Linked DNA regions of Homo sapiens: all the other regions are linked to region 1. A link is a contact called in ENCODE Hi-C or POLR2A ChIA-PET data. All regions are on one chromosome and are shown on one strand. The core of a region is the stretch at or near the end of the contact, and the rest is flanking DNA. Distances in the headings are between cores, read along the strand shown.

Region 1 (2,996 bases), core at 330-2,829:
CTATTTATAGATGACCTCGAACCTAATAGCCTGGCAGTAATTCCAGGAATGGGAATACCAGAACAACTAAAATTAGCTATGGAACAAGAACAGATGGGTAAGAGAAGTTACACAGACACATTTAATTTTTACAAATTTTTTCTTGACCCGTTTATGTTCCTGATAAATATATTGAAATACCAAAATGATTTATGTTGAGAAATGTTGATAAAAATTATATAAATGACATAATACTTAAAATCTATTCTTCCAATAATGTGTTCATTGATCAAGTGGCCAATTTCTTTTATTTAAGAGGCAAACCACTTTTCTTTACGGTTACAGGGAAAGATGAATCAAATGAAATTGAAATGACAATTCCAGGTTTAGATTGGGGAATGGAGGAAGTGATGCAAAAGGATCAGAAAAAAGTACCTCAGAAGAAAGTTCCTTATGCAAAACCCATTCCTGCTCAGTTCCAGCAGGTAAGTAAAAGTGACTCCACCTCATCCACGCAGAGAGGTTTTGGTTGGTTAGTTTGAGGTTTCTCTTGGATTATCTCACTGTTGAAGGTGTTTCTGTACTGGAGCATTTTTCCCATGTTCACGTACTCTTAGACATGGTTCTCATCTACTGCTTTGCAGTTGTATTGAGTTTGTTATCAGTCTTCTCTGTTCTGTCCTCACCTGCTTATTATCATCCATGCTATGAGAGGAAATAGAAGAAAGAGGCATGGAGCAGAGGGAGTATGGGAGTATGTTGCTTCTCTTCTCCATTGTTTATCTATCTTGTGCTTTAATTGTCCCCTCAACACAAAGTGCATGTACCCTGTGAAGAGGCTGGCAAGCTTTGCATTCTTAATAACATGCAGTGTCTTGCAGCTTTTATCACCATAGTAATTTCTACCTAGTAATATGTCAGTAAGAATTAGCATGAGTCATGTACTTGAGTCATGGAGAAAAGGTAAAAAGAAATAAAATCGGTTCAGAGGTTAGATTGAGCAGATGACATTGTAGAGTGGTTTTCTCATTCTATCATTGTAATTTTCATACTTAGCGTACATTTTAATATTCTCTTCTTTCCCAAGGCTTGGATGCAAAATAAAGTTCCAATTCCTGCTCCAAATGAGGTGCTGAATGACAGAAAAGAAGACATTAAATTGGAAGAGAAGAAAAAAACACAAGCAGAAATTGAGCAAGAAATGGCTACATTACAATATACTAACCCACAACTTCTGGAGGTGTGTGAAGCTCTGTAGGGGGGAATTCAAGATGATCTAAGAGGGTAGTGGTGACATTTTTATTGATAGGCTCTTAAGGAAAAGGGAAGGGGCTCTCCCATGGTCTGACAAACACCGCCATTTCCTGTTGCTATGCTAGAAGACTAGTTTCCAAAAGAATCCTGTTTCTTAAAATTTTTTAAAATGTGTTATTTATGTATTTTGTTTTATTTATTTTATTTTAGAGACAGAGTCATGCCCTGTCACCCAGGCTGGAATGCAGTGGTGCGATCACGGCTTGCTACAACCTCTGCCTCCCAGGCTCAAGTGATCTTCCCACATTAAGCCTCTTGAGTGGCAGAGACCACAGGCATGCACCATCACGTCTGACTAATTTTTTTTTAAGTGACTTCCTTGAGTCATATCTTGGACTTTTAAAACCCAATTAGGGTCAGGCGTGGTGGCTTACACCTGTAATCCCAGCACTTTGGGAGGCCGAGGCAGACAGATCACCTGAGATCAGGAGTTTGAGACCAGCATGGTCAACATGGTGAAACCCCACCTCTACTGAAAATACAAAAATTAGCTGGGCATGGTGGTGCATGCCTGTGGTCCCAGTGACATGGGCGGCTGAGGCAGGAAAATGGCTTGAACTCCAGAGGCAGAAGTTTCAGTGAGCCGAGATCGTACCACTGCACTCCAGCCTGTGCCACAAAGTGAGACTCTGTCTCAAAAACAACAACAACAACATAAAAAAACTGAATTAGTGGGGCAGTGAGTAGATCTAAGTTAAATATACATTTTTAATAGAAAAGATAAAGCCAACATAGTTTTAATTTGAATTCACCTGTTTATGAAAGAGTTTTTCCTTTTTGTCTGCTCATATAGCAGGTAGCTTGTTCTTATTTTTCTTATCTATGTTAGCTACCAAGAATGATGAATTAGTGGTGAATTATTGGGCTTTCCCTGATCAAGATGGACAAAAATAATCCTGACTAGGCCAGGCACAGTGGCTCACGCCTGTAATCCCAGCACTTTGGGAGGCGAGGCGGGAGGATCAGCTGAACCCAGGAGTTTGAGATCAGCCTGGGCAATATAGCAAGACCCTGTCTCTACAAATAATAATTAGCTGGGTGTGGTGGCATGTGCCTGTAGTCCCAGCTACTCCGGAGGCCGAGGTGGGAGGATCACTTGAGCCCAGGAGGGTGAGGCTGTAGTGAACCACGATCGTACCACTGCATTCCAGCTTGGGGGACAGAAAAAAAAAATAAGGAAAAAAAAATCCTTACTACTGTGTCCCAGGACTTAAAAAGAATGAGAAAGAACCTAAAACTCCTTACAGTGCTTGAGTGTTGCATGGACTCTAATTACCACTGGAGCGTGAAGAGTTTGAGCAGTTTTTATGTTTGAGAGTCCCCTAACAGAATACATGATAGCAATATTGTCATCTTCAAGGGCTCTGGCCTGTTTATTCAACATGCTTTTTTCTTTCTTTCTTTCCAGCAACTTAAAATTGAAAGACTTGCACAGAAACAAGTTGAGCAAATTCAGCCTCCTCCCTCATCTGGCACCCCTCTCCTCGGACCCCAGCCTTTTCCAGGACAAGGTCCAATGTCTCAGATTCCTCAAGGTTTTCAACAGCCCCATCCATCTCAGCAGATGCCAATGAACATGGCTCAAATGGGGCCTCCAGGTCCACAGGGACAGTTTAGGCCTCCTGGACCCCAGGGACAAATGGGACCACAAGGTCCTCCACTGCATCAGGGAGGTGGGGGGCCACAAGGATTCATGGGACCAC
Region 2 (2,996 bases), core at 353-2,852, 50 kb before region 1:
AATGCATATTTTATTGCACTATTTATTTTTGGTGTGCGAAAGTCAGGATTTCTTTTCCCTCCACCCCTCCTCCTCCTTGTTGTTATTATTATTCAAATTTAATGGTCTTAGGAGGGACCAACGTGACAAGGCTGAATGAAGTACTACCAAGAATATTTCATCAAAAGGAAATCATAAATTTTTTCAGGCTCATTATTTAGTGTCTAGAGAGTGAGATAAGGCAGTTTTAAGAATACAGACAAATAATGGTGGCCACAATCTTTTCTGGTTTTGAAACAAAAGCAATTGTGGAAATGTTTGTAACTTCTCTCCTTTATTGTATTTGTAATAGTTTTTAATTTTATTCTTTTATTTTATTTTTGGAGACAGGGTCTTGTTCTGTCACCCAGGTTGGAGTGCAGTGGTGCTATCATGGTTCACTGCATCTTTGACTTCCCAGGCTCAAGTGATCCTCCCACCTCAGTCTCCTGAGTAGTTGGGACTACAGGTGCGCACCAGCACACTGGGCTAATTAAAACAATTTTTTTTTTTTTTTTTTGTAGAGATGGAGTCTCACTATGTGCACAGGCTGGTGTTGAACTTTTGGCCTCAAGTGCAGTCCTCCTGCTTGGCCCCCCAAAGTGCTGGGATAACAGATGTGAGCCACCATGCCTGGCCTGATTTTTAAAATGTGCTTAAAATTTATTTTAAAATCATGCATATTTGTATTATTGGCATGTAAGTTTAAATGTAGAGCATTGAAGCTGAAAAACTATAAGGTCTTAACATTTTCCTCTTCAGATATAAACTTAATGTTACCTTTGTAAATATGTAAATAACACATACTGAGAAATAAGTTTCTGTGGTACTTTGCTCCTGAAATTTGGGCATACGTACTTTTTTTGTTCATTATAGATATGAAATAAGGTAGTTTATTCCTCTTTCTACACTAGTCCTGGGAAATTTAAAAGAACAAAAGTCAAATTTTAAAGAGCATTTAATGACTTGTATAAAATGGAGTCTTAATAAACATGAAAATAATTAGTTTTATAATCAAACATCTAAGTGGAATTTTTTTTTTTAAGACAGTCTTGCCTTGTCGCCCAGGCTGGAGTGCAGTGAGGTGATTTTGGCCCACTGCAACCTCTCCCTCCCGGGTTCAAACGATTCTCCTGCCTCAGCCTCCTGAGTAGCTGGGATTACAGGAGACTGCCACCACGCCCAGCTAATTTTTTTGTATTTTTAGTAGAGACGGGGTTTCACCATGTTGGCCAGGCTGGTCTTGAACTCCTGACCTCCGGTGATCCGCCCATCTCGGCCTCCCAAAGTGCTGGGATTACAGGCATGAGCCACTGCGCCCAGCTGTGAAATTTTAATTTTAAAAATGTAAGGCCAGGCTTGGTGGCTCATGCCTGTAATCCCAGCACTTTAGGAGGCCAAAGTGTGAGGATCTCTTGAGCCCAAGAGTCTGAGACCAGACTGGGCAACACAGTTAGATATTATCTCTAGGAGAAAAAAAAGAAAAAGTGAACAATTCCCAGTGATCCTACCTTCTTTTATTCCCTAAGCATAAACACGTACCCATCCACTGACTCACACATACACACCCTGCCTCAAGCTGTTATGAATTGTGCTTTTTTTCTTCACGAGGCTGAATTTTACATCAAATGCCTCTTAGCACTTATTCTGTGAATTAGTCTTCCCCTGCCCCCTCCCTCCCTCCCTCCCTCCTTCCTTCTTTCCAACAGGGTCTCTCCCTGTCACTCAGGCTGGAGTGCGGTGGCATGATCATGGCTCAGTGCAACCTCAAAATTCTGGACTCAAGTGATTCTCCTGTCTCAGCCTCCCAAATAGCTAGGACTACAGGTGCATGCCATCATGTCCAGCTAGTGTTTTTATTTTTTGTAGAGATGGGAATCTCACTATGTTCCCCAGCCTGATCTTAAACTCCTGGCCTCAAGCGATCCTTCCGCCTTGACCGTAGTCTTTTTCAGATGTGTAACTGGTCTCTGTCATTGATCTAATATAGTCATGCACCACAAAATGACATTGTGGTCAATGCTGGACCACATATATGATGGTGGTCTCATAAGATTATAATATAGTATTTTTATCATACTTTTCTATGGTGTCTTTTTCTATGTTTAGACACATGAATACTTATTGTGTTACGGTTGCCACCAGCATTCAGTAAAGTAACATGCTGTGCAGGTTTGTAACCTAAGAGCATTAGGCTGTACCGTGTAGCCTACGTGTGTAGTAGGCTGTATATACCATCTAGGTTTGTGTAAGTACAACTCTGTGAAGTTTGTACAGTGATGAAATTGCCTAAGGATGCATCTCTGAGAACATACGCCCGTTGTTAAGTGACTCATGACTGTAGTTCATTGTGTAAGTGGAAATGATGCACGTTAGATAAGGGAAAAGAAATGTAAAAAGTGTTCATTTAAAAATGTTTTCAGGCAGTGTTGCAGTGCTGATATTTGTAGTGAAAGTACTTTTTCCTTATCCTAGTATCCTAGAAGGAAAACATCACCATGGCTACAGAAATTGGTTCTCCTCCTCGTTTTTTCCATATGCCAAGGTTCCAGCACCAGGCACCTCGACAGCTGTTTTATAAGCGACCTGATTTTGCACAACAGCAAGCAATGCAACAGCTTACTTTTGATGGAAAACGAATGAGAAAAGCTGTGAACCGAAAAACCATAGACTACAATCCATCTGTAATTAAGTATTTGGAGGTAAGCCTGATTTATGTGCTTCAGATGACCAAACTTTGGTTATTTATTTATTTATTTATTTATTTATTTATTTATTTATTTATTTTGAGATGGAGTTTCTTTCTTGTTGCCCAGGCCAGAGTGCAGTGGTGTGGTTTTGGCTCACTGCAACCTCTGCCTCCCGGGTTCAAGTGATTCTCCTGCCTCAGCTTCCCAAGTAGCTGGGATTATAGGCACCTGCTACCATGCCCGGCTAATTTTTGTAGTTTTAGTAGAGACGTAATTTCAACCATGTTG
Region 3 (2,996 bases), core at 126-2,625, 50 kb after region 1:
GGCTCCCCGCAGTCCTTTCTCCTGGAGTTTGTTTGACGCAGCTGTGAGCGATCTGAGTGTAATGCACCCGCTCCTTCAAAGGTGACCCTGCTGCCCGCAGTGCTGGTGCCCCACTGGCTTCCCTGCCTTCCATACACAGGGATTGGGCCGGGCCAGTCTGTGAGGAACAGACATCCAACCCGGCCTTCGGAGTGGGCGAGAGTTTTCCTGTCCCAGAAGCAGTGGAGTTTCATTTCCACCGTTTCATGCTGGGTGCCCTTCCCCACGTCCACTGTTCCCATGTGATCCCGGGCAGCTCCTCGTGCCTGGATCCTGGTTCTCTCGGGATCCCCCATGCTGCCCAGAGCCAGGCTGCTTTTGGGAAACACCCTCTCTGCTCGCATACCTTCAGGGCTTCTCCCTGCCAGCTCTCCCTAGGACCTCACCAGGCAAGAGCAGAGGGAGGGCTGTGGGGAGCCACCAAAGTGACCTGGAGTGGCATGTGTGGCCATGCTGTCTGCAGATGAACCCATGGGTGCTGTGTGGAGAAAGGGCTGCTGGGAAGGAGATGGGGAAGGAGACAGAAGGCAGCCACTAGGGAGGCCTCTCCTGGGTGGCTGAGCGGGTGGAGGAGAGGAGGCTGACTCAGGGTTCTGGGAGGTGGAGTGGACAGGACCCAACTGACTGGCTGTGAGGTGGGCCACAGAGGGTGGGGCTCGGGAGGATGCCCCTCCTGTGATGACAGGTGGGGGTGGATGGCATGCTTGGTGTGGTTGTGGAGTGCTTGAAGAGCTGTGGCAAGTCTGAGGGGGAGCCGTGGGAGGCACCTGGGCATGGAGGGGCTGAAGCCCAGGAGTAGCCAGCTGGGCAGGGAGTGAAGGCAGCCCAGAGCATGGGGTGGCACGCCGTGGGAAGAGAGGGGGCTCGGCCTCAGCAGCAACTCAGGGACTTTGCAACTTACAACCACAAGATCTTTGACTATCACAGCTGAAGGGACCTCTGGCATCACCATTGTTCTACAGGGAGGATATTAAGGCCACCTACCTAGGGACCCAGCTGTCCCTGGCATTCCTGGAAATGGAGCCTGGGATGTTGACACCCACGGCCACGTGAGCTCAGTGGCTTGGCTGCATAAAGTGGAGTCCCACCCATGGTGTGACCGTCATGTGTGTCACATGTGAGGCTGTCGTATGCCTGATTGTGTGCTGAGCCCATGCTTAGTACAGCGCAGAGCAGGCTGCTAGATCCCTGCCCTCATATCCACCAATCTTGCCCCTCCTCCGGGTGAGGAGTGTGCCCGGTGGTCCCCTAGGCAGAAGGTGTCGGCCAAGGGGCAGCTGACTGCAGCTAGAGCCCTCAGCACAGCACACGAGGCTGCAGTGGCGTCAGGGGCTTAAGCAAACTGTAAAGTGGGTAACAAGTGATGTGGCTTGTGATGTGGCACCACTGAGCCCTGAGCCCCAGACTGGGCCAGGTGGCACTGCCATGGCCCCTCACCTCCTTCCTTTTTCTTCTACTTCTGGTGCTGACTGGCCCCTTCTAGCCGGCCAGTGGCATAATAGGGATGGAGGGACTGATCTGCAGGGTGTCCAGTCCCGTGGTGTGATACCCCCACCTGGGCTCATTTCAAGCCACCAACATGGCATTAACGCTTTACGGAATTCCTGAATAGTTAACAGTCAGCACTTGTGAACTGGCAAGGGACAGCCCAGGGAGCCACTGGGGAGAGGAGCCCGGGCTTTCTATCCACAGCGGGTTATCCTTCTTCTGTCTGTCCCTATCTGTGCTGTGCCGCATGCAGGCTCTTTTTTTTTTTTTTGAGATGGAGTCTCGCTCTGTCACCCAAGCTGGAGTGCAGTGGCGTGATCTCAGCTCACTGCAACCTCTGCCTCCCAGGTTCAAGCAATTCTCTTGCCTCAGCCTCCCAAGTAGCTGGGACTACAGGTGCATACCACCACAACCGGCTAATTTTTTTTGTATTTTTATTGGAGATGGGGTTTTACCGTGTTGGCCATGGTGGTCTTGATCTTCTGACCTCTTGATCCACCCACCTTGGCCTCCCAAAGTGCTGTGATTACAGGCGTGAACAACCGTGCCCAGCCTGCATGCAGGCTTAACCATCCCTTAGGTCTTCACTTCCAGGTGGGAAAGGGGCCAAGGGAGGCACTGTCACTGTCTTGCTTGTTCTGTTGAGGTGTAGCGTGTACATTTCTGAAGGTGAATATTTACTTAGATGACTTAGCAGGATGACCACCCTAGTGAGATACCTCCATGAGTGAATGCATATGTCTTGCTGAGATGAGGTGACTGAATACACATATGAACATAAAACCTACTGTGTCCTCACCCACGTCCTTGGAGGAATACACGGGAAACTCATGGAGTTGTCTTCAGCCTCCCAGCGAGGAGTCTGGTGGGGGAGCTGGCTCTGGAGGACAGCCTGTTTGTGGCATCTCTGCCTCTGTCCGTCTCTGCCTCTGCCCACTGGGCTGAGGGCACGTGCCCCAGGGCCTTGGGGAGGCAGCCCTGCCTCATAGCTTGGGGCCTCAGTTCCAGCCTCTAAGAAGCCATGTAGTTGCATTCTTCATTACTCACGTGTTTTTTAAAATCTGAGACATAGTTCACATATTATTAAATTCACCACTTTAGATTGTAAAATTCAGTGGTTTTTCGTGCATTCACAAGGCTGTGCAACCATCACCATTAATTCCAGAACATTTTAATCATTCCTAAAAGAAACCTTGTACTCATTTGCAGACAGTCCTCATTTCCCCCTCCTCCCAGCCCTGGCCACCAGTAACCTGCCTTCTGTCTCTACAGATTTGTCTGTTCTGGACATTTCACATAAATGGAGCCATATATTATATAGCCTTTTGTGCCTGGCTTCTTTCATTTATTAACAACATATTTCCAAGATTCATCCGTATATTGTAGCATGAATCAGTACTTCATTCCTTTTTCTGGGTGAATAATATTCCATTGTGCCATAGTTTGTTTCTTCCTTCATCCGTGGTAGA

What was found. A loop is a pair of places that touch in the nucleus more often than their neighbours do. ChIA-PET counts read pairs that join two places held with the same protein, here RNA polymerase II (POLR2A). Pooled maps may share reads with other maps.
Region 2: a pooled map shows a loop between it and region 1 (4-fold over the local background). The contact joins two enhancer-like sites. A Hi-C loop is called at or near these places in 2 of 168 maps with a recorded cell type or tissue (HepG2 and heart left ventricle) and 2 of 50 pooled maps. POLR2A ChIA-PET finds 5 or more read pairs at or near these places in 7 of 52 experiments (AG04450, H1, HCT116 and 4 more).
Region 3: a loop to region 1 is called in a map of PC-9, with 19 times the contacts of the local background. The contact joins two enhancer-like sites. A Hi-C loop is called at or near these places in 1 of 168 maps with a recorded cell type or tissue (PC-9) and 1 of 37 single-sample maps with no recorded cell type.

The regions. Positions count from the first base shown.
Region 1 is chr2:127,720,059-127,723,054 of GRCh38, reverse strand. WDR33 (WD repeat domain 33) reads left to right here. Exons shown (of 22, transcript NM_018383.5): 13 at 11-97; 14 at 325-464; 15 at 1,067-1,219; 16 at 2,702-2,996. Among named protein-coding and RNA genes, the nearest start is that of SFT2D3, 20 kb to the right of the region's middle. RefSeq lists an enhancer at 493-1,692. Within about 2 kb of position 1,579, at least 3 of the 41 ENCODE cell types and tissues checked have a DNase peak (open chromatin) inside an H3K27ac peak, as active enhancers do.
Region 2 is chr2:127,770,502-127,773,497 of GRCh38, reverse strand. WDR33 (WD repeat domain 33) reads left to right here. Exons shown (of 22, transcript NM_018383.5): 2 at 2,494-2,720. The coding sequence starts at 2,517. Among named protein-coding and RNA genes, the nearest start is that of WDR33, 39 kb to the left of the region's middle. RefSeq lists a silencer at 2,237-2,437. Within about 2 kb of position 1,602, at least 4 of the 41 ENCODE cell types and tissues checked have a DNase peak (open chromatin) inside an H3K27ac peak, as active enhancers do.
Region 3 is chr2:127,670,235-127,673,230 of GRCh38, reverse strand. The region is part of intron 1 of LIMS2 (LIM zinc finger domain containing 2); the gene reads left to right. Among named protein-coding and RNA genes, the nearest start is that of LIMS2, 3.8 kb to the left of the region's middle. Within about 2 kb of position 1,375, at least 3 of the 41 ENCODE cell types and tissues checked have a DNase peak (open chromatin) inside an H3K27ac peak, as active enhancers do.